Regions from separate parts of the Homo sapiens genome. Here regions 1 and 2 are each linked to region 3. Evidence: chromatin loops called from intact Hi-C (ENCODE). Cell type or tissue: dorsolateral prefrontal cortex. All regions are shown on one strand.

What was found. Peaks named below come from ENCODE experiments on the same cell type or tissue, not always from the same donor. Only the 100,000 strongest peaks of a DNase experiment are listed, where the experiment ranks them.
Region 1: it touches region 3 in a loop (2.1-fold over the local background); 67 of 110 quality-filtered maps call a loop at or near these places.
Region 2: a loop joins it to region 3, with 6 times the contacts of the local background. A loop is called at or near these places in 9 of 110 quality-filtered maps.

Annotation. Positions count from the first base shown.
Region 1 is chr15:101,084,159-101,092,158 of GRCh38, reverse strand. All of the region lies in intron 1 of LRRK1-AS1 (LRRK1 antisense RNA 1), which reads left to right. Among named protein-coding and RNA genes, the nearest start is that of LRRK1-AS1, 64 kb to the left of the region's middle. RefSeq lists a silencer at 3,047-3,286. In dorsolateral prefrontal cortex, CTCF peaks have their summits at 2,986 and 3,196 (motif pointing left); DNase peaks (open chromatin) are centred at 251 and 3,208; H3K4me3 peaks cover 944 bases; H3K27ac peaks cover 3,194 bases.
Region 2 is chr15:101,059,724-101,067,723 of GRCh38, reverse strand. It overlaps LRRK1 (leucine rich repeat kinase 1), which reads right to left. Exons shown (of 34, transcript NM_024652.6): 30 at 6,436-6,553; 31 at 5,034-5,150; 32 at 1,519-2,372; 33 at 983-1,084. All of the region lies in intron 1 of LRRK1-AS1 (LRRK1 antisense RNA 1), which reads left to right. Among named protein-coding and RNA genes, the nearest start is that of LRRK1-AS1, 88 kb to the left of the region's middle. RefSeq lists enhancers at 1-190, 4,181-4,845, 4,846-5,511. In dorsolateral prefrontal cortex, no CTCF peak of the experiment used is centred here; DNase peaks (open chromatin) are centred at 3,313 and 3,703; H3K4me3 peaks cover 869 bases; H3K27ac peaks cover 1,382 bases.
Region 3 is chr15:101,012,318-101,020,317 of GRCh38, reverse strand. It overlaps LRRK1 (leucine rich repeat kinase 1), which reads right to left. Exons shown (of 34, transcript NM_024652.6): 11 at 5,890-6,002; 12 at 4,916-4,992. Among named protein-coding and RNA genes, the nearest start is that of LRRK1, 97 kb to the right of the region's middle. RefSeq lists a silencer at 4,740-5,034. In dorsolateral prefrontal cortex, a CTCF peak has its summit at 4,944 (motif pointing left); DNase peaks (open chromatin) are centred at 4,917 and 6,197; H3K27ac peaks cover 1,657 bases.

The sequences.
Region 1 (8,000 bases), 72 kb before region 3:
CAAAGTTGCTGATTGAGGGAAATGGACAGGAATCGGCCTGACCCTTGGGTCTTGGGTATAGACAGGACAGGGCTGTCTGCCGAGAAGTGAGGCAGGAGCCGAGCAGGGATGTTTTGGAATCGGCGAGGGTGTCTGAACACCATCAGCTCTGCCTGCATCTGCTCCTCAGGCTGTCTGCAAGTAGCACCGTGTCCTGGAGCAGCATGTTAAAAAGCTGAGTTGGTTCAGGCTTTTGAAAAATCAAAACAAGACAAACGTCCACCCCCGTGATGAACAACAACTTTTTCCCAGGCTTGCAAGCGCTGCGGCCGGGTTGCCCTGGCAACGACACATTTTGGATCGGCCGCTTCCCTGGGCCTTCCTTTCCCATGTGCACAATGGGGATGGGAGAAGGTCAAGGTCATTTCCGGCTGCACATTCTGGGAGGCAAACCCATACCTCGGAGGCCTCTCTCCTGCCCTTTAGTCCCTGGCTGGCATCTCAGCAGGGAGAATAAAGGCGTCTGTGTTGTGGCTTCCTGGAGCCTCTTCCTTGGAAACAGATAGTCTGATAGGCAATGATGGCAGCTGCTGACTGCTTATGGCCTGGCTGCTGCTGGCCATGTGGGCCTCTGGAGCGGGGGGCCTTGTCAAGGCTCCCCAGACCCACTTCCACAGCCACAGGACCTGCCTGCAGTCTCTTTCCCTTTTCCTGGAAACTTCTGTCCCTTTGTCTACTCCCGATGAGTCAGAGTAGCCGATGGAGAGGAGTGCAGAGCCCAGGCCAGAAACAAGTGGCAAAGGCAAGGTGTGTCTCCTCTCTAAGGTCGCTAGGCCACAGCAGCAGTGGTTTTCGTTTGGGCCTGACAAGGAGCCGGTGCTGTAGTCACCCATGACTCTGGAGGCCCTGTTCATCCATCAGGCCTGGAAACACCAGCAGGACTGGCCAATCCGCCCCAGAGCTCAGCCAGCACGGACAGTCAGTCTTGGCCAGCAGCACCTTCCTCAGGCCTGAGAAGAAGAGGCCAGGTCTGCCTTGCACAAGCTGCAAACTTTGGTTCCCTGCACACCAGGCAGAGGGGGCTGCCCTGCCAGAGGCAGCTCCCACATCCCCTGAGCCTGAGTCATTACCTGCTAAAGAGGGGACAGCTCTTCAAAAGACCTGTGGCCTCCTGGGTCCCGGCAGCATCCGTGAAAGTGAAAAGAGCAGAATGTTGGTTGGCACAGTTTTCTGAATCTCTCCCTGGGCCATCTGTTCCAGTTACTGCTGTTTTCTAACAAAGCACCCCAAAACTTAGCGGCTTACCACAGCCATCTTCCCATACTCCTGGTTCTGCAGGTCTGGAAGTTGCACAGAGCACAGGAGGGCTGACTTGCTTCCATCCTGTAAAGTCTGAGGCCTCCACTGCAAAGACTCCACAGCTGAGAGGGACCCAACAGCTGGAACCATCTGAAGATGTCATCTCTCATGTTTCCCCCACATGATGCTGGCTGTTGGTGCGACCTCAGCCCAGGCTGTTGGCCACAACAGCCTCTGCATGTGGCTTGGGCTTCCTCAGAGCATGGCGGCCTCATCACAGTCAGACTTCTTGACTACAGGCTCAGGGCTCCAGAGGTGAGTGTCTGCTTCATTGCCTTTCCTACTGAGCTTTGGCAGTTATGCTGCATCATTTCCACCATATTCTATTTGTAACAAGCAAGTCACAAGCTCCCCCCAAATACAAGGGGAAGGGACACAGACTCCACTTGTTGATGGGAGGGGTGACAGGATGGGAGGTACTGTTGTGGCCGTCTTTGGAGAACATAATCGGACACGCCACTCTCCTGGCCTTCCTTCCCACTCTGCCCCAGCCACGATCCAGCTGCACAGACAGCCTTAATCAGGCCCTTCCAGTACCTTCTTCTCTTCCTAACAGCTGCTGGACAGGTCCTCCACAGGCCCAATAGTGAGCTGGGCCACCAAGGCATGGGGGAGGCCCCTCCATTTCTGCCTTTTTCACCATGGCTGGGGAAAGGGGCAAGCTCAGGGTTAACTGGAGTCCACAGGGTCATTCAGTTTGATGGAGTGCCCCAGGCTGTCCTGGGGCCTGGCCTGCCTCCCTCGCTGTCTGTGCCTGTTCATGTGGCTTTTGGTTTTGTGTTTCTTGGCTTGTGAGTTGTGGTTCCGGAATGAGGGGAGCCAGGCAGAGCCTCACCCTGGAACCAAGCAGTGGGGGGTCCTGAGAGCCCCCCCGGGAGCCCAGAGCTTCCTCTGTGGATGGTCTCCCCTCTGTGGCTCCAGTTTAGGGGACTTGGGACAGAACCTTTTGCCATCCCCTGCCCTATTTGTATTAGGGGCAGGCTGTTCTTGGTGGAATACAGTTTCTGTGTGGCTGACACAAGTGTGAACTGCTGACTTGCCTTTTGTGGCTGAGTTCTGAGGAGTTTTGCTGAGAACAGCGCAAGGGTTAGTAGGTCCCAGCTGTGAGAGCTGAGGGACTGCTGTAGTTGTAGAAGCTGCTTTTGTCAAGAGACTCTCTCAGGAAAAATGTTCTCTGGATTTCCAGACCCTTTTCTACTCTTTCCCCTATTCCCAATGTACCCCTGGCCCGCAGACCCCCCAAATTCCCTAGTGTGGACACAGAGCCCTACTCTGCCACCAGGCCTGCACCTGGCCGCGGGTCCAGATGCCAGAGACATTAAAGCATGTGTGCGTGCACACACACACAAACACACACCTACACACACATGCACACACATGAACACACACAAACACACGAACACAACACACATACACATACACACACATATGCACACACAAACACGAACACACACACACATACATATGCGTGCACATAGAGAACAGAGTATTCATGAGCCTGTAGTACATGCAAAAAAGCCAAGTTACGTTTTTAAAACTTTTCTATTGCACCAGAAATACAAGATGCCGCCTAGAACGTTGGGAGAAGAAGGTCCGCCCCGCAGCCGGCCCCCAGGCGGGCCCGCTTGTTTGGGCCTCTGCCTGCCCGCCGGGGGTGTCTGTATTTACATTCGTCCACACCCGCCACAAGGGTTCCTTTTTCCCCACGTGGCATCGTACTTGGGAATACTTGGTAAAGCAAACTCATCAAGCCCACAAACTCTTCTCAGAGGGCGCAGGAGCCCCGGGGCAGCCATTTCTCGGCGGGCTGGTGCCCCGTCGCGGCGGGAGGACGGCGTCCGGCTGCTCGGAGCGGGGCGCACCCTGGCGGCGGGCGAGGGAACTGCTCCTGCCCGCGGGTTGCATGGGGGCAGGTGCCCTCAGGAATAGGCTGGAGAGGTTGGCACGGCTCTCTGCTCTCCCGGGCTTCAGTGAGGGAGAGGAGCTGTTACATTTTGGCAAACAGCAGACCTTTCTTTCCCAAGCCCCCGGCTTCTAGCCACCATGGTTGACCGAGTTCTTTCTCTGCTGTAGGAGAAACAGGGCCCAGCCCCCGGCTTTGCCCAAGGGTCCCCCTGGCCCTCCTTCCCCGTCACTGCCTGGGAGTTAGTGATGACTGGGGAGGATTGGTTTTTGGGAGAGGGGCTGCAATGAGGAGTGTCACATTTTCTGAAGCGACAAGGAAGCCTCTGCACCCAGACCCTCACGTTCGTTCCCCCATCCAGTGTCCACCTGCCTGTCTCCCTCTAGCAAGTAAGTCCTCCCAGCCCAGCCCCTGACTTTGATGCAATCCCTCCCTGAGAACTGAGAGGGGCAAGTGCCCTGCCTTGAGCGATGGGAGTTCCTCTGTAGGGCCTTGTCACTTGGGGGATGGCAGGCCCCTCGCTGCTGGTTCCTGTTCCTGTCCCTGTGCTGGGGACAGCTGTGTGCAGCTGAAGAGAATTTTCAGGCCAAGCCTGAGGTTCAGGGTCTACTCCCTGACTGGAACAGAAGTAGACAGCACAAAAGACGTTACACTGGCCCTGAGCATGCCAAGGTCAGGAGGGTGGGGTTGGTGGGGGACCATGGATAGTCCCCAAGAACATTGACAGGAAAGACCTGGAGGCCCTTATGCACCTGAACTGTACTTCAGGAGCCAGGGTGGGGGCTGCAGCATCTTCCCTGATGCGTGCTCTCCGCAGTGGGGATCTGTCTATGCATACACCCTTACAACTTGCTGTTCCAGGCTGTCATCCCTGATTATTTTCCATCTCTGTCATTGAGGAAACAAGAATCTAAGAGGCATAGGATCTTGCCCTGGGTCTGGCAGCTGGCAATTGGCAGAGGGAGGATTCGAACCTGGGCCTGTATTTCCAAATCCCACCCTCAACACCACATTGAGGAACAGCCCCTTGAGGCTGAGCTCTGGCAATTCCTTTAGTCCTCAGTGTGGCCTCGAGGGAGAGGTTTGGAGCGAAGCCCTGGGCCTTTAGCTTTTGGGGTTTCCAGGACCCAGCAGAGGCCCAATTCCTGGCTGCCCCTGCTTGTACTCAGGGGTCTTGGGGTCTTTGGTCTTGAGGCCCCCATGGCCTCCATTGTGATGGAACCTAGTAGTTTGTGGCACACAGCCATTGGTTCTTCATCAACCAAGGAGGCAGGGCATGGAGGAGCCGCAGGTCCCAGGAGAGAGGAGGTGGCTGTGGGTCACCCAGCCAGGAGGTGCTGGAGGGAGTGCGAGCCCCATTTTCTGACCCTGACCCCAGCTGCCCCGCTTCATATTGCACTACCCAGTGTGTCTCTGTTCTCTTAGGTCCGACCTCTGAACGTAAGAGTGAATGAAAGGGAAACCAATAACGGGAAACTCAAAGGACAGGGGCCTCTGGGGTGGGCAGACCAGTAGCTGGAAGGGGTCCAGCCCTGATTCCTGAGATCGCCTCAGCCTTGTGCAGGCCCCACTGATGGGCAGGCTGGGCTCCAGCCATTGTCTGCTCCACGGCTCCATTGCGGAGCAGAAACCTTGCACCGAGGGCAAAAACACCTAGTGTGCCTTAGATCCAGTTTAAACCTTTTTGATAAAGAAAGTCCAGATAAAGAGTTCATTCACTTCCCCTTCTCCAGCTGCACTTGATCTGAGGCTTTGGTGACCCGATGCCGCTATTTCAGAGGGAGAAATGTTTTCTAGTTCCTTCCACCTCATTGTCAGCTGAAGCTCCCCCCAGCCCCCACCCTCTTCCTCCCCTCCTTCTCCTCTGTCTCCAGACCAGGGGAGAAGTTGTGCTGCTTGAGGGCAGGGTTGACGGGGATGCCTTGGCTGGACTTGGAGATGGAGGATTGAGTCTCGGTGGGAGAGATGTCGCCTGGCACGCAGCACATCCCAGAGGCCACTTTGGAGGAAGGGAAGAGGTCAGCTCCTGGTGCTCATGTGGTGGAAGCCACAACCACCTCGCAGAGCCTTCTCGGGTCTGCGTAGTGACGGGTGTGTGCTTGGAGGGCCAGGCAGGCTCTCCAGAGTGTGCAGAAAAGTGCCTCCTGGAGATTCTGCACACGCCCAGCCCGCCACACTCACATGAGTGAGACCGGGACTGGGCAGCTCCTAGATGACACCAACGACGGGACAAGCCAGAGCCTGGGAGGAAATGAATGCAGGATCCAAAACGGCGGCTGCCGTCCGAGTCGGCAGAACGAGGTTTCTGAGCGGGCTCCGGGCTGAGCGGCGGCAGATCCTCGCTCCCCGGGCCTCAGCGCTGTCGCGCATGCGGTTGAACGGCGGAGCCGCGGCCGCGCAGGCGCCGGAGGCCGTGGGAGGTGACATAGCTGCAGGGGGAGCTGGGGAAGAGCCGCGCAGGCGCCGGAGGAGGCCGGGGTAGGTGACGTAGCTGCAGGGGGAGCTGGGGAAGAGCCGCGCAGGCGCCGGAGGAGGCCGTGGGAGGTGACGTAGCTGCAGGGGGAGCTGGGGAAGAGCCGCGCAGGCGCCGGAGGAGGCCGTGGGAGGTGACGTAGCTGCAGGGGGAGCTGGGGAAGAGCCGCGCAGGCGCCGGAGGAGGCCGTGGGAGGTGACGTAGCTGCAGGGGGAGCTGGGGAAGAGCCGCGCAGGCGCCGGAGGAGGCCGTGGGAGGTGACGTAGCTGCAGGGGGAGCTGGGGAAGAGCCGCGCAGGCGCCGGAGAGTCTTGCGGAGCATCCCCCTGTGCTGAGTCCCGGATTCATTCCTTGGTTTTACAGACGAGGAAGCTGAGGATCTGAGAGCTGTACAGTAGTGGCTGAGGTGGGGTTTGCAGTGAAGGATGTGACACACCCCAGATGGAGCTGAATGGGCGTGGGACCTCAGGTCTTGGCCACAGTGGCCTGCTGTGCATTGATCCTGCTACAGAGTGTCCATTATCAGCCAGGCGCGGTGGCTCACGCCTGTAATCCCTGCACTTTGGGAGGCCGAGGTAGGGCGGATACCTGAGGTCGGGAGTTCAAGACCAGCATGACCAACGCAGAGAAACCCCGTCTCTACTAAAAATACAAAATTAGCCGGGCGTGGTGGCGCATGCTTGTAGTCCCAGCTACTCGGGAGGCTGAGGCAGGAGAATCGCTTGAACCCGGGAGGCAGAGGTTGAGGTGAGCTAAGATCGCGCCATTGCACTCCAGCCTGGCAACAAGAGTGAAACTCTGTCTCAAAAAAAAAAAAAAAGTGTGCATTATCAGGGACATGGCAAGAGGACGGTGGTGGAATGCTGGTGGAGCTGGCCCAGCCGTTTCTGGGGACGGGGTCCTCAGCACAGCCTGAGACTGCTCTGGTCCCACTGGCCAGGCTGGGGCTCTGGGGAGAGGCCTGTGGGAGGCTGGTGAATCCCAGGTCTGATGGCGCCTTTGGGCAACGTGTCTGGACTCAGAAGTCAGGAGCTGAGGATCCTGTGGGGTCGCGTGTCAAGGGGGATTTCGATGACAGCTGTAAGTCCAGGCAGTAGATCCAGCAGAATGCATGTGGCCACCAGAATTTACCCAGCGCCTCCAAAAAGTACCCAGTTGGGAAGGAGACAGACGCCTGTGTGGAGGGAGGGACGGGTGAGAATCTGGGGCCCTGTCCCTTAGTCCTTTGTAAATGGCAGAGGGAGAGGGGGCTTCCGGATGGCAGTGATCCAAAACTCACCTTTCCATAGAAACAGTGAGGACACTGGAGGCCCAGCTTCCGGGCCAGCCCCCAGTGCTGAGAGAAGCCACTGCCCCTTGCCACCCCCGGAGAGGATGCCAGCCGTGCTCATTAGAGGGTGGGTGCTCCCAGCATCCAGCCTCCCTCTCATTCAGAAACTCGGCTCCAGGAGGGGGTTTTGGAGGCTGGGTATATGAGGTGTGCCAGTACCTTGGGGTTCTTCTGAGACCAGGAACCCGTGCTTTAGGCCTTCAAGGGCCAGGACTCACCTGGGCAGTGATTGGATGGGAGCAGCCCCCTCGTCCCCCTCGTCTAAGGCAGTTCGAAGAGACAGCACCGCAGAAGGCCCTCTGTGTGTCCCACCCTCCTGGGGAAAGTGAGATTCCTGTCCAGGCTTGGAGGAGCAAGGCAGTTGCCTACTACTTGAATAAATGGGTTGTTTCTGGATTCTGGGAATTGGGTAGCTGACAATGGTGCCTCTTTGGTGTTGCTGCCAGGATGCTGGGAGTCTCAAAGGGGACCAGTCACAACAAGGACGTGCACTCTTTGGTTCCATAGTAATTTTATAGTAATTAAGAATGAATATTTTAGTTGGGCACAGTAGCTTGCACCTATAATCCCAGCACTTTGGGAAGATGAGGTGGAAAGATCCCTTGAGCTCCTTGAGCTCAGAAGTTTGAGACTAGCCTGGGCAACGTAGTGAAACCCTATCTTTACAAAAAATAAAAGAAATTTAGCCAGGCGTGGTGGTGTGTACCTGTAGTCCCAGCTACTCAGGAGGCTGAGGTGGGAGAATCACCTCAGCCCAGAAGTCAAGGCTGCAGTGAGCCGAGATCACACCACTGCACTCCAGCCTGGGTGATGGAGTGAGACCCTGTCTCAAAAAAAAAATTTGTAACTTTGATTTTTTTTTAATTGCAAAAGAAATTCTACATACGAACAATCCAAAAGAAAAGGAATAAAAGTGGCCATTCCAGCAGCGAGGAATAACCACCACTAATATTTTGG
Region 2 (8,000 bases), 47 kb before region 3:
CCAGATCTTGCTTCCAGAACCACTTACAGAGTAAGGGTCACTGGCCCAGGACTCACTGCAAAAGTTCAAAGCTGGCAGGCAAGGGAGTGCGACTGCCAAGGATGTCCTTGTCATTGTCCTGCTTTGGGAGAAGCAAGCTGACTGGTGTTTCTCCACCCTCTTATGCTCCAGATGAAATAAAAACCCACTTGCCCAGGGATGGGGGATAACTCATGCTGCAGGGAAACAGGCCTAGTGTGAAATGGAAGAGCTCCAAAGTACACACACACACACACACACACACACACACACACACACACACATTTGAACTGAGGACTTTTCGTAGGGGAGATTTACCGTGTGGGGCTCGGTAGTCAAAGTGCGGGGTGTAAACACTGTGGGGAGCTGCAGCTGGCGCCAGCCTCACATCACTGCAACCATGTAGACCATGTCCCGGACAGGCCACCCTGCCCAGCATACCTTCACAGAGGAGACTGGCATAATCCTGGGGGTCCCCACCCACAGACAGGTACTGAGCTATGTCTCAGCCCAGGAAGGGCAGGAGCTGAGACCCCAGGCTTGGAGATGACAAGGTGTGCCTGTGTCATCTGTCCCCATAGGGTGCTGTGTGGGCTGGTGGACACCTCGGGTAGGGTTTCCTGCTTGGCAGGAAGAACAGTGAATCAATGACCTGGATGCATCTGCATGTCGATTGCAGCTGAACTCTGGCCCTGGAGACATTCGTTAGGTAGGGTACTAGGTAGGGTACTTGATCTACAGGTGCACTGGGTACTCCAGAAACAGGCAGCCATGGCCAGTGCGGAGCCCCTAGGAGCTGTCTGAGGGGCCCCATCTTGTTTCCACTTTGCCTTACAGCCACGTTAGTGGCTATGCTATTTGGGAGAATGGAAGGGCAGCAAAGCCACTGTGCAGGACCTGGCTGCAGGGCCTTCTGTGCTCATGCTGCTGCCTGGGTCCTAAAGGAGCTGCCACTCAGTCTTACCCATGCGGAGTCAGCTCTCGGGCTTTTAAGACGGCAATGACTCGGCCCCGCTGGGCGCCAGAATCCTTCTCCAGGCCAATGACGATAACATCTCCACCGCGCCTAAGCAACCAAAACCCAGAAGGGGAAGCGATTTGTCGGTAGCCGTGCTCTCCGGGGAGTGAAGCCGGTGTGCAGAAAGGTGCGGGAGGGAGGCAACAGACATGCAGTTTCTGCTAAGGGATTAAGTTATGGGGAGGGGACAGACTTCAAAGCAGAGGAGAATTTTCTCAGTGGAAACTGAGTCACAGTTGACTGTGGCTTTCCTTGTGTGGCACCTTAAGCTCTCTGGCAGGCAATAAGCTTTTGTGCGGCCACTCTTAGATTTGCTAAAGCGATCGCTTCCATTCCCAATGGAGGAAACCAACCCTCTTGGAAGAACAGCACCTGCCTCCCCACATGACCTGTAAGGAAGCCAGGGGGCTTCCCCTTGCTCTGTCCCCAGAGCAGGAGCAGTGGGCGTGCCCTGGATGGTGCCCTCACCTCGGGAAACGTACCTGGGGACCCAAATGAGGTCTCTGACGGCGAGGATCTTCACGGCCTGCAGGTGCTGGCTGAAGGTCTCCCCGTCCATGGGGGTCAGGTCATGCTCAGACCTGTCGGAGGCAGCACCGGGCGTATGTAGCATGTCTGAGTCCTCGCAGTCGGTGGAGAAAGGCACACTGGAAGAACTTGCTGGGGAGCTGGGGAGGCTTGAGGGGGACCTGGCAGCCTGGCGGGGTGGGGATGAGGAGTAGGAGGACATGGAGCAGTAGTCAGTGAGTGATTCCTGGTGGATCAGGATCTGCGTGCCCAGCTCCTCACTGTACATGATGCTCACGTCCGCGATGGAGTCCCCCTCAGGCACCTTTGGGTTGGCCGTGTGGCTGGCTGCCGGGGGTTCCGTGTCCAAGGGCCGCACGGGAAACATGTCCCTGAGGGGGCTGGGGACCCCGCAGAAGTACCGGGCACACAGCTGGTAGGTGGTGGAGTGGTACATCACCAAGGAGTTGGCCTTGTCATCCAGGCACCAGACGACCTCCTCCCCTCTGCCCTCAGAGCTGCACACGACTGACGTAACCATGGAGGGGGCCATGTAGGGCTCCAGCCGCCTGCAGATCTCCAGGGAGGCACAGTCGATGACAAGGAGGCCCGGCCCATTGCTGTACCAGACCTCAGAGCCGCTGTTGACCACCTCCATGGCCTTCACTGGGTAGGGGTTCTGCCGTGCGTCTTCATCCGCGATGCTGAACTTGGACCTGTTGGCTGTGTGTGAGCACAGGTAGGAGCAGCTGTCCTTTGGGGTGCCCCGCACCACGGGAAACACAGCCACAAGCCCATCGGCGAGGCCCGCTAAGACCAGGTAGGAATTCTGAAGGAAGGAGACAGGGATGTGTCACATCCTTCCATTTCACACATTCCAAGAGAGACACAGAGTAGGCACTGGACTCATCTGCACCCACACCAGGCGGGCAGTCACTTTCCACCAGTGCGCCTCAGGGCAGCAAATCTCTTAGAAAGGCCGGGGCTACTCCTAAAGAAGTGCAGCTCTGACTCCGCAGAGCCATATCTACCATCCCTGCAGCAAAGAAAGGAATGTGCCACCCAGAGGCAGGGCCTGTGGCACCAAGTAAGGCTGCGTGTCACCTGGACCACATGGGCTGCCTCTGCTTCTGCCAGCTTCTTGCAGGGCGAGCAGCAGGGAGCTGCCTTCTCCTTGAGGCCACCAAGGCCTCCTTCAGAGGCAGGACCTGGTGCCCCCGCCCTTTTCTCGGTGCTGCTTAACATGACAGCAGTGGGGGCATGGCAAGCATCTGTGCACTGCCCCCTGCCTGCCACCCCCCCCACCAGGCAGAGTGTTCCATAAGGATGGGCTCCCAGCCCACCAGCATCCCCGTGGCACTAGCCTGGCACAGGGAAGGGCTCAGTCTCCTTCATCTTGGTGGCCCTGTGACTCCACCTGGCTCCTGCTCCAAGTGGATGACATGTGTTTGCTGAACTAATTCTGGAAGAAATCGCTTCCTACTCAACCCTCTTCTGGAGGCCTGTCTCAGCCTGCTGAGCCCTCATCCCAGCTTACATCTATCGAGATGCCTGTGGTTCAGCTGACGTTGACAGGGTCCTCAGGGTGCCCCCCACCCCCTCAATGAAGCATGAGCTCTTCTACACCCGCCAGAGGTCACCGGGCAGAGGCCAAAGTTGCAGGGACCTTGCTGAATGCTGGGCCCACCCCAGACCGCCCCGGGGCACCTCCCAGGGCAGAGCCAGGAACAGAGTGCAGCTCCGCAGCCTAGACACCGCGTCGGCTGTGGTGGGGGTGGGAAGAGGTCTGCAGAACAAAGCTGGAGTCAGGGCAGAGCAGGGAGCTGGGCCTCATGCCAGTGAGGGGGCAGGGCAGAAAGCCTCCTTGTGGGGAGCTGGGGGAGCTCAGGAGGCTGGCTGTGCAGGGCAATGGAGTGGAGACCCGTAGCTCACTGTCCAGGACAACATGCTCTAAGAAAGCGTATCGAAATCCATCCCCAGGACTTTAGGGAAAGAAGGCAGCCAAGGCAAACAGGCTCCAGGTCTCTATCTGCAGTCCTGGCTCAGGCCCCGGCCAGGGCGGTGAGTGCCACGTCCCGGCTGGGTGTGAACGTGGGTGCGCGTGCAAGAATGCAGGCTTCGCGCTGGCGGCCTTGGAGGGGGCAGACACCCTGCCCAGGAGGCCCTGCACAGAGCAGGCTTTATTCCCTCTGGTCGTGCAGGAGGTGGTGCCCTGGCTGGGGGCTCTCGCCAGCGGTGGCCTCAATAACACTTTGTGTCGTGTTCTCCTGCGCTCTGGTACGGGCCTGGTCCCAAGCTGCGTAGCCTCGCTGTGGGGCCATGGTCATAAATGACTCTAAGGTTCATTTCATACCTGTTTTTTTTTTTTTTAAATGAAACTGAAGAAGGGTGAAGAGAAGAGTTCATGTATTTTGCGACCATCCAGAAGTAATAATAATACTCATTTACCAAGCACACCGGCCTAGACCTTTGGGTATGCTAGGCCTTCTGTCTCTTCTTATACCTGTTTTGTAGATGGGCAAACTGGAATTGGATGATGACAGTCACATTTTAACAAAGCAACACCAGTAAAGGCTTCTTGTGCATTTAGTGAGGGCGCCTATGCACAGACAGGCCCCTCAGGGTGGATGAAACCAGAGCTGGCTGAGCCGTGCCTGAATCCTGTGGGCGGAGGAGCCCGGAAAAGCCAGGGAGCTGCCCCCCACTGAGGGGCAGCTTCTCAAAGGAGGGGACAAGGCCCCGGGTCTTGAGAACTGAATCGGAGGCCGTCTGGGAAGAGGTGCGTGGAGGGGCTGTTCCTGGAGGAGGCTGGGATGTCAAGGGCCCAGCACAGAGTGGGGTGCTTTGTGGGGAGGGTGCCGGGCCCAGCAGGGACTGGAGGCCAGCCTCATAGAGGCTGGGGCTAATCCCAAGGTGCAGCACAGCTGGCTGGGCCTTTAATGGGGAGAGTGCCCCTTGGGGTCTCATTTAGAAAGGCCAGGGCTAGGAGGTTAAAGAGCTGAGTCTGCAGGGCTATGCTGCACAAAGAGAAACTGCGTCTGGTGTAAGACGGCGAGTACTTGGCGGGAGGCAGAGATGGAGGGAGGGAGATCAGGACCTCCAGGACCTGGTGATCAAGTGGCTGTGAGGTGGCTCTGGCCTGGGCAGGTGGGGAAGAGGCTCCGGATAGGGGAAGGGCACACGCATGACTGCTCACCGTGCCATTTGTACCAACAGTCCTTCCACCTGAGTCAGGGCATTTGCATGTGAAAGGGGGTTTTTCATTCGGCCTGCAGTCTGGCTGGGGACTTGACTTAGGTTTTTGCAAACCGGAAGGCACTAATGACGGACCAGGTCTGATATCTTTCCTCCCACCGTCTCTAAGTCTACGTCCTAGGCCAGGTGGTCCTAGGTGTGGCTCTGCAGGCGCCACCCTGACATAGCTAGGAGACGCCTCCTAGGCGTGGAAGTGCATCAGAGACCTGCATACCTGCCTTTGCCCCGACCTCACCTTTTTAATAACAGGCACGGCCAAGAAGCAGGTGACGACAGCTGGAGTATCCAAGGCCTGTTGGGGTGTGTTTAAGGGGCACATGCCCTTGAGGGTGTAGATGTAGATTTTCTGGTCCTGCAGAGGCAGACAGGTCCACTGTGAGACCCAGGCTGGAAAGTGTCTGGCATTTCCCAAGCCATTCCCATGAGGATGCACTTGGACTTGGGGATCCCCTATGGGTCTTGGAAAGTTACATGGATTGACACGTTCTGGTGGGTTGTTTATGGATTTCTGCTCTTTGTAGAAACGTTGAAAAAGACAGACTAGTCTAAAGAGGAAACAGAAAATAGCCCGTCATCTATTCCCCAGAGAAAACCAACATTGGGATCTGGGGGCACAGCCTCTCAGAAGTTCTCTGTGGTATTTGTGTGTGCACCTGGTACTGGCAAAGTGGACTCACGCCGCAATGCTGTCTTCTCACTGTTCTTCCCATGTGAGACAGCATGCTTTAGGCAGAGCCCTTGCTTTCCTCACTCTAGGAGGAAATGTTCACTGTTCTTCCCATGCAACAGCACGCTTTAGGCAGAGCCCTTGCTCTCGCCCATTCTAGGAGGAAATGTTGTGGGAGCATCTCTTGGATGCCTGGGACTGGGCTGCACCTACTTCGGCTAATCTGTTGTCAGATGTTTCTTAACACTGAGATTTCTGAGGCTTAAGTGGTACGCAAGGCTGGAGTGCAATGGTGCGATCTTGGCTCATTGCAACCTCCACCTCCTGGGTTCAACCGATTCTCCTGCCTCAGCCTCCTGAGTAGCTGGGAACACTCACGCACCACCATGCCCAGCTAATTTTTGTATTTTTTAGTAGAGACGGGGTTTCACTATGTTGGCCAGGATGGTCTCAATCTCTTGACCTCGTGATCCTCCTATCTTGGCCTCCCAAAGTGCTGGGATTACAGGCGTGAGCCCCTGTGCCTAGCCTGCCTCAGAACATTTGTGTTTGGCCAGTTGTCTCGGGACTTCTCAGAAGACCCCTCCTTGGGCCTTCTAGTGACTTCCCTGATTTCCCTGATGTGAAGGCAAGAGGCCTTCAGAGCTGAGTGACTAGCAGTGTTATGGGAAACACAGGCACGTCCCTAGCCTCCTGGGTCTCGTCTCCTGCTGAGGGTCTACATCTGGTCCTCACCATCGCAAATCCCGGCCTCCAGCCAGCAGCAGGCAGGGTTGAGCTGCCCCTGGTGACAGGCTGCTACTTCTCGGGGCTCCTGGCATTACTTGGGGACTGCACGGGGATGCGCTGGGGGTTATCTGAAAGTTCACTTGACCTGGCGTCCTGTATTTTTATGAATGTGGCCCCCACCCAGGGCTGCACCCAGTGGGCAGTGCTTACCTCGGTGGGCAGGCCTGCGGGCAGTGCTTACCTCGGTGGCTGTCCACAGGGATCTCTGGACCTGGAGCTGGCAGCTCACCTTCATCCCAGGGCAGCACATCCTCTGCACCTCCATGAGGCCCTTCTCTGTGTTCACCACCGTGTAGTTCCTGTAAGTGGCAGAAACTGTGCTGTCAGTGCCCGGGGGCCAGGGGCTGCCTCCTTTCCCTGAGCCTGGCCTGCCAGCTGCGAGCCTCGTCTACCTCCCCTGCTCCCACCCAGGGTTGCATCCTGTGTTCTGAGAGGGCAGAGCCGGGTTCTGCCCGAAGGGTAATGCTTGACCGTCGCCCGCAGGAAGGGCATTCGCCAGAGAAGAAAGGCTGTCCTCTTTCCGTGACCCCTCAGGGTTGAGACGGTTGCCCCCAGTACGAAGGAGGGGCCCTCCCGCCGGCCATATCCTGCCCGCCCCTGTTATGCGGGGAGCTCCTCACTGTAGAGTAGACAAAGCCAGGGCTAAAGACAAGTTGGGAGAATTCCAGAGGAGATTGGGTTGGGGCGGGGGGGCACTCAAAATGTGCTCCCAGCACGAGTGCTCTGAGAACTAATGGCTTGTCATTTGCGAGAGCCTTGGCTCACCAGGCCGGCTGTCCCCGGCATCGCTGTCTCCCCTCAGGCTGTGGCGGGCATCCTGAGCACTCACTGCATGGCAGAGGAGGCTGAAGCTGATGGGGCTGGGAAGTTATGTACCCCGCATCACGCAGCTCTGTCCCTCAGACTCAAGAGAATATGTTAAGCTCGCGGATAGCAGTTCTCAATATAAAGTTTCTCCTGCCACCAAATTTTAAAAAGCTGTTGACTGATAACGTATTTGCAGATGATAGAAATGGTAGAAAATACAGCAAACAAAAACTTCCTTCAGGTGTATTTGTCTCCTTTTCCCATCATTTTTTTATGCATCAGAAAAACAAAACTAAGATATTTGAATAGCTTTTACTTTGAAAACAAACAGTTAAAAATATAGAGAGTCATAAAGAATAATTGCCCCTGTTCCCTGCAACTGGAATTGTGTCCTAGGCGTATCCTGTTTACCTGCTCGTCTGCCCTGCCTCTCCTGCCTCCTTTCCTTCCTTAATTCTCAGACAGATCTCAAGTCAAGTCCGGTTCCATCCTGGCTCCCCTGCTTGGCTGCCCGTGTGCTCCCAGCCAGCCCCCTCCTCCCTTCCTGTGAGTGAGTCTCTCTTCAGGCCGCAGTGAGTTTTAAAGAACCTTCACAGGTCACAGGAAGAGGCCTCTGTCTTCCCTCTGGGATGAGTCTTCAGAGCCCTGAGCGGAACTGTCTCAGGTACCTGCCGCGTGTGTGTCTCTAGGCCAGCAGGGCAGGGCCCGGCCCAGCCTCCCAGGACCAGTCTGGCCCAAGGTCCTCCAATTCACCCTCAGAAGTCTGACGATGTCCTTGCTTCTAGGGTGGCAGATGTTCCAGGTGCACTCCCTGCCCCGGACCTGGACTCTGCCATGATTCTGATGAGCCCTGGTTCACTTTGGTACTTAGAGACCACAGTCTGGGTCCTAGGGGTGCATATTGGCATTTGGTTGGTCCTTGTTTTTAGGCCTTTTCAG
Region 3 (8,000 bases):
CACATGCATGCACACACACGCATACCATGTATATGTTATATGCACACACACCACACCTGCACATGTGTATGCACAGAGGTTACAGTTGTTAGACAGGAACACAATGGTTACCAGAGATGCACTGAACTCCATAGTTGTCTCTGGGGAAAGGAATTACTAGAGGACTGAATATTTATCCCATGCCCTTTGCTACTGTTCAAAAACGGTGTTTTAAAATATACATGCGTTGCTTTTTCCATGAAAAAAAGCTAGTTAATGAAAATATACCACAGTTGGCTGTTTTTATGCTTCTTACAATGCCATTCTTTGAAAAGCCAGCCAACTGTTTAGTATTTAAGTGACTTTATTAATTAGGCTCACTATGAGATTACCATGAAAATCATGTCAAATTTGCTGTTTCCACGGGCACCAGAGCATTTGAGTTGAGAAAGAGCTTGGAAACGCACACTGATGGGAATCAGAGGTTTGGATTTCAGCAGAATCTCTGAAGTGCCTTTATCCTCCCTACTAAGGCCTGGAGAGGGGGCAGGACAGCATGCCTGGGAGCTCGGAGAATTCAAGATTAAACAACTGCCTCAAAGCCCTCTCATAGGGTTCCCTGCCAGACATGGAAAATAGAGAAGCCGGAGTTCTTTTGTTGGGCTGAAACCAGGCTCGGTTGCCCTTGATCATAGCTACCCCGCCTCGGCTCTGGCTTTCCTCCACACATGTAGCTGCAATAACAATGGTAATGGGTAACCTGGCCTCTGAGAACATTCAGGGAGAGCCGATAATGGAATACCAAAACCAATGCCTGGAAAATCTGCCCAGCTAGCTGTACTGTGAATGGGACTCACTGCAGGGGCTCCTGCGGAAATAAAGGTGCACCGGCCTTCTAAAGATGGCTTTGTATGAGTCCTTGCTAGGTAAGGAAATGTTCAAAAAGCTTCCTTTTTTTTCCTTCAATGAAAAAAGATGATCAATATTAGCCTGCCCTAATTCACATTTTCATGAAAGAACGTCATAATGAGAAAGGCTTACTTTCTCCCCAGAGAACACATTCTAAACACCTGGCCTCTGTGCTTTCCAAACTTTTAAAGTTTCGCTACGGTGTTTATGAAGCCTCTTTAAGTAAGAGATGGCTGGAATAATGAGCTATGATTGCAAACAGAGGCAACACCTGTAACAGACCTCCTGGCCCAGTGTTGAAAACGATGGGCACTGAGCTGGGGAGAACACAGTTCAAGGTATTTAAGAACTGTAATTATTTATTCATAAGTTATTTATGACTCTGCTGGTCTGATTTTTACCGTAAAAACGGCCATCCAAATTATTTTTGGATGAGGCCACTGCACAAATATGACTATTTGGATGTACATAAATCTACTTGGAATTTTACTATCCTACTGCAAACAAGCTGTCTTTTGTAGATAATTCCTTACCCAAGGGTCCATGGCCCTGGGAGAATAACCCTACTGAGGAAAAGGGTTTGCAAAGAGCCGCCTTCTTTTCACTCAGGTGTGGGCCTCAACTTTCTAGATGAAGTTTAAAGAATCAAGAGGCCTTTGTCATCTGCCAAGGCCAAGATTCACCTCTGCCAGAGAACCTCCCAGGGGCGCGGCCCCCTCACATGGCTCCCCAGATGTACTTCTGCGGGCTGCCAGCTGTCACTTTCTAGAGCATTGGTACCGCGCGTAGTCCTATGGTGCTTTTCCATGCATGCCTGTGATTTTCCCCACTGGCGTCTCATTGAGTGCTGAGCCCACTTCCTTGCACACTCCTCCGTGGTCCCAGGAAGGATTCGGCATTTCTAAACTGGAGACACGTTTCTAATCCACACAGCAAGTGGCTTGCGTGACCGAGGTCTACACTAGCTCCTGTTCTCATACCCATCATCCCGCCTGGCATGAAGGAGAAGATGGTGTTTGTTTCCCCTTCCTTCTAAGTGAAATCCCTATGTCTGGACTCAATTTCTACAGTCCTAAGGCTCTTCATTTATAAAAGGATCAGTTATGAAATTCATAATTGCATTTCCCTATTCGTGTGGTTAAGGACCTTTTCATTTGTTTCCTGGCCCTCTGGACTTCCTTTTCTGAAAATTGTTTATATCCCTTGCCCATTTTTTTTGCCTATTGTGTTGTCTTTTTTTTTTTTTTTTTTAAATCAATTTGTAAGCATTCTTTGTATATCAGGGACTTAAGCCAATTTGTGTTGCAACAATTTGTGTTGCAAATATTTCTTCTTAGTCTGTTTGCATTATGACTTGGTTTATGATGCTTCCCACTGAACACAATTTTTGAATGTTTATGAAGCCAATGATTTCAGTCTTTTTAAAAAATTATTCCTGGATTTTCCAACTAGATTTTAAAGATCTCCCTCATAGCAAAGTTATACCTATATTCCTTAAATGTTATTGTTTTCTTTTTTTATACTTAAACCTGATTGTTGTAATCTAGTATCGTGTTTTGTCCCCCTTCCAGGCAGGAATATCAACACCGTTTATTAACGCACGCAAGCATCCTTTTACACTAAGTTGAAGTTCTGCCTTTGTCATATATTACATAATAACAGTCCCCAACCTTTTTGGCACCACGGACCGGTTTTGTGGAAGACAATTTTTCCATGGACTGCAGCATTGGTGAGGGGGACAGTTTAGGGATGAAACTGTTCCACCTCAGATCATCAGGCGTTAGATTCTCATAAGGAGGGCACAACCTAGAGCCCTCACAGACGCGGTTCACAATAGGGTTCGCGCTCCTATGAGAATCCAATGCTGCCGCTGATCTGACAGGAGGTGGCGCTGATGCTCACTGGCCCACCGCTCACCTCCTCCTGTGTGGCCTGGTTCCTAGCAGGCCAGGGACCAATACCGGTTCGCTTCCTGGGGGGCGCTGGGGACTCCCGATGTATTTCTATGTTTACTGAGGTCTATTTTTGGACTCTTTTATCTGGTCCACTGATATTCCTTTTTCAGTCACATATAAATACACACGCTCTTATGGGACAGATCTCTATGTGTATCATACTCAACACACAAGCACACCAGTTCATCCAAGAGCGTAGCAGCGGCAAACTCCCTAGTTCACCTCCTGCAAATGTGTCCTGGCCTCTGTGGCGTCACTCATCCCTACCTCATACTATCTGTACTTGCCAACAACCATCTATCAAACTGAAGAAGAAAGTTGTATTATGTTTAAAACAACCTGGATGTGGGTTCTGGTTTTCTGGGCCAGCATCCTGAGGGATATTTCTGTGAGCAGAGCTGGCTTTGGAAGTTGTAGCTTTGAGGTTAAGAAGCAGAGCTGGTTGTTTAATGAAAGGGACAGCTCCATACCTTCCCCTGTGTCTCACAGAAGATAATGGAACAAAAAGAGCTTGTTTACCTAGATGTACTCTCTGCTGAACTGGCCTTGTTGTGTGACCAGCACAAAAACTAGGAAAGTTCTGTCTCTGTTGAGTTTTGGGGAAGACCACGAGCCCCTGTGCAACCTTGGCCTCACCTCAGCCTGTGGGTCCAAAGGCGGCCGTGATCCATGTGGGCTTTGCAAGATACCATCGTGTGGCAGTAGAGACTTAACAGCACGTAGCTGCTGGTCCAGGGCTGAAGTCCCACAGTCCTGGGATGAAACCTGGCTCTGCTACTGAGAAGCAGCCACACAACCTGGGACAAATCAGTCAGTCCCTATGCCATGGATTGAACTGTGTCCCCCGCCCCCCACCAAATTCATATGTCGAAGCTCTAATACCCAATGTGACACCATTTGGAGATGGGATATTTGAGCTGTAATTAGGTTTAGATGAGGTCATGAGGGTGGGGCCCTTATGATGAGATTAACATTCTTATAAGAAGAGGGGCCGGGCGTGGTGGCTCACACCTGTAATCCCAGCACTTTGGGAGGCTGAGGCAGGCGGATCACTTGAGGTCAGGAGTTCAAGACCAGCCTGGCCAACATGGTGAAACCCTGGATATCTGAGAGGAGGGCGCCAGCACTGTCAGGGGCTAGCAAGGGCCTTCTTCCTGGCATCCTGTATTGTATTAAAATACAAAATTACTATTTGGAGATGGGATATTTGAGCTGTAATTAGGTTTGGATGAGGTCATGAGGGTGGGGCCCTTATGAGATTAACGTTCTTATAGGAAGAGGGGCCGGGCACAGTGGCTCATCTCCAAAAATACAAAAATTAGCCAGGCATGGTGGCACATGCCTGTAATCCCAGCTACTTGGGAGGCTGAAGAAGGAGAATAGCTTGAACCTGGGAGGCGGAGGTTGCAGGGAGCCAAGATCGCGCCACTGCACTCCAGCCTGGGCGACAGAGCGAGACTCAGTCTCAAAGAAAAAAAAAAAAAAAGAAGAGGAAGAAAGACCAGAGTCCTCTCTCTCTTCACTATCTCAGGACATAGAGAGAAGGATGCCAGGAAGAAGGCCCTCGCAAGCCCCTGACAGTGCTGGCACCCTCCTCTCAGATATCCAGCTTCCAGAACTGTGAGAAAATAAGTGTCTGCTGCTGAAGCACTCGGTCGGTGGTATTTTGGTGTGGCAGCCAAGCTCAGACACCCTGGGAGCCTCAGTCTCCCCACGTGCAAAATGGGGAAATGTGGCCCATACCTCACGTTGTGAGGATGAGAAACTCTCACATATGTAACCTGCCTAGGGCACTGCCTGGTGTGTAGATCAGCTGCACATATTAGCTGCTGGCATCACTGGCCTCCACGCAGGAGAGTGGGGCTTGAGGATACTTGCGTGTCACACGTGGGACAGAAAGAATGGGCGCAGCTCATATGCAGGGTTTTCATTTGAACTTGGACATCTGTGGCATTGCAACAGGGCATTGAAGGGGAAGGCCCAAGATAAGGGCGATCCCCACTTTGGTGGAGCAGGAACCAGGCTACCCCGGCTGTCTCATCTGGGAACACCGTCTCCCAACCCACACACACCTGCCTCAGTCCCGGAGCGCTGGCGACCTCTGGTGGTGAAAAAGGCAATACGCTTCGTTTTCAGTCCATCTTCATTTCTGGGGGGAGGAAAAAGAGACAAAATTTGAGGACAGCACGACAAAAGCATTACTTTTGGCTGTGATGTTATAATGCCAAGCCACGGAGATAGGGAGCAATTCATGTGCAACTCTTCAGGGCCTGGCAGGGGCGCACGCTGCAGTGGCGGCTGCCTTTTTCACTGCCCCCACCCCTCCCCGCAGAGGTCCTCCTTGGGGTGCAAGTTCCACCGTGATACTGCAGAAGTGGCCTTCTGCAGATAACGGGGGCGGCTGGTCTCCAGAGGCTGGCTGGGCTCATCCCGGCTTTCCACCTATTGGAAGGCTTTGGGGCTGGGTGCTTTTATTCAATTCCACGTCCATTTCAGTTAGTGATCAGCAGAGACTTTTGAACAGAATTACAGATTGGGCTGAAGTGAGAGACAAGATTCTCCAGCAGACTAAAAATTAAAAATGAGAGGACACCATTAGGGGCTGTTTCCCCCCACATTCCTGTGTCGAAGCCCTAACCTCCAATTCCTCAGAATGTGACTGTATTTGGAAACAGGGCTGTTAAGGAGGTAACTAAGTTAAAATGAGGTCATTAGGATGGACTCTAATCCAATCCGACTGGTGTCCTTATAAGAAGAGGAGATTAGGTCACAGACGTGAACAGAGGCCTGACCGCAACAGGACACAGGGAGAAGACGGCATCTGCAAGCTAAGGAGAGGGGCCTCAGGAGAAACCAACCAGGCCTGCCCACACCCTCACCTCGGACTTCAGCCCCCAGGGCTGTGAGGCAGTGATTTCTGTTGTTAAGCCCCCAGCTGGCGGCTCAGCAGCCCTCGCAGACTCACATGCCACCATTCAGAGGACCTGCTCGACCGTGGCCCCACACACGCTTTGGAACTGGCCAGGGAGGAGAGGCCCCTGCTTACTTGCCAAGTTGGTTTCTGGAGAGATCCAGGGTTTTGAGCTGCCTGCAGGTCCACTTCTCTTGAGGTGGAAGTGCCGCCAGCTGGTTCCCCTGTAACCTCAAGAACATGAGGGCCTGAGAGAGAGAGGGAGGGAGAGAGAAGCTAAGATAGCATCAGATACAAGAAGGGAGGGGAGACTGAAGAGCCAGTCAGTTCCCAACCACGCGCAGTCAAACGATTCCAACCAATTTTCCTTCACGCAGATCCCAGCTGTGTGGGGCCCAGCAGCCTCTTCAAACTCACGAAATGATATCAAACAGTGCGACGGGGCCATCTATCTACAGGAGCTCCTCCCTCAAAGGCAGTGAGAGGCAATTATTCTAGAGTGAAAGGAGCCCAAGCAGCTGTCAGCATTAAGGATTCTTAAGAGTACTGATTACCGGTGTGTCTCTCTGGGGAAAGTGCCAGACTCTGATGGTTTGGAGGACAACGGCTCACGGCTGGTGGGGGTGGCATGGGGCATGCAGTACAGTGCTGGTGTCTGCCACCTCCTGGTGGGTGGCCTCCTGGGCCAGCCCAGGTCTGGGGACGGGGTGGCAGTGCCACCAAGGGTAACTGTCCTAGCCGCATGCCCTCTGCTAGCCGACACAGTCCCAAGCTGGGCCCCTCAGGATTATCAGCATGTCTGGGGTGCCCCTCGTGGGTAGCCCTCCCTCAGCCCTACTGCAAACAGACCCTGCAGGGAACCCAGTCACCAAGGGGGATGAGGGGCTACCTTGCACCTGTAACACGTTTTATTCTTTTTTTGTTATTCTTTTTATTTATTTACTTTTTTAGAGATAGGGTCTCGCTCTGTTTCTTAGGCTGGAGTGCAGCGGTGTGATCATAGCTTGCTACAGCCTCAAACTCCTGGCCTCAAGCAGTCCCCCCATTTTGGCCTCGCAAAGTGCTGGGAGTACGGTTCTGAGTCGCCGTGCCCAGGTCTGAGCCATCATGCCTGGCCCACGTTTTACTTTGCAGGAGTACCTTAGACATGCTATCTCCCTGCTTGAGGACATCACCACAGCCACCAACTATCCCGCCCACAACCAGGGCGGCCTCAGGAGGGCCACAGGCTGTTTGCTGCCCCACATTAAATTCTCTCCTCCTGGTGCTTTTGTCTCCTTCCTTGTTGAAGGGGCTCACGCCACCGCCCACCATCAGAACCGCTGCAGCCAGCCCCCTCCTGCTGAAATTCTATGGAGACCCTGCCATGTGCCAGACCTCAGGGTCCCCCAAGCCCCCACATACCCACCCACCCCTTCCCAGTGTGGAGAAGGAGACCTCGAGCAGACACATTCCCTGCAGGCCCACAGTGAAGCTCTGGACAAGGCTCTGCCTCTCCTGATTTGCTGCTTCTGGGCTTTGGGGGAAGCCAAAAATCCAAGCCTGCTAGTTGTTGGTGTGAAATACGAGAAGACAGACTCAGAACAGGGGCCCAGGGGCTGTGGACAAGGCCTGAAGGCCAGGAGTACCCTGCGAGGAGTATGATGTGGGACCACCCCCCCCCGGGGGCACCCCGCGTGGCTCCTTTCTTCTGAGAAGCGTGAGTCCTGTCCCTGGGTCCCTGGCTTTGCCCTGTGCTTGTCAGGAGCCTAGGACATGATAGCCCATCCTCTCTGAGGATACACATGCTGAAGGGGCCTTCGCTGCCTTGTGGGGGTCGCCGCACACAAGAGGCTGCACCAGGCCTTGGAGGAGTGCCCGTGGGGGTCCTGGCAGTGGCCTGGCAGGACCGGGGGCTGAAGCCTGTGCAGGGTGGCCTGGGCACTCTGCCTGGGGGTCCACTACAGGGCCCCTGGTGAGGCTGCCCTGATGGGGCCCCTTCTGGGGTTGGCCCTGAGCTCCAAGCAATGAGTGTGATCCACGGCCTGTCTGCCTAAGGACCCGCCAACCACCTAAAACAACCTAAAGCGAGAAGGTACCCGTATTCTGGGGTAGGCACACAGGGTTCCGTGGAAAGGCCCTTCCTGGAGCTCTCAGTGTCCACTCAGCCTCATATATGGGCAGGCCGTGGACTTAAAGAAAGTCCCGAGGGATACGAACCATAACCCCACCACCACCTGACACAGCTGCTTCTGCTGTCCACGTGC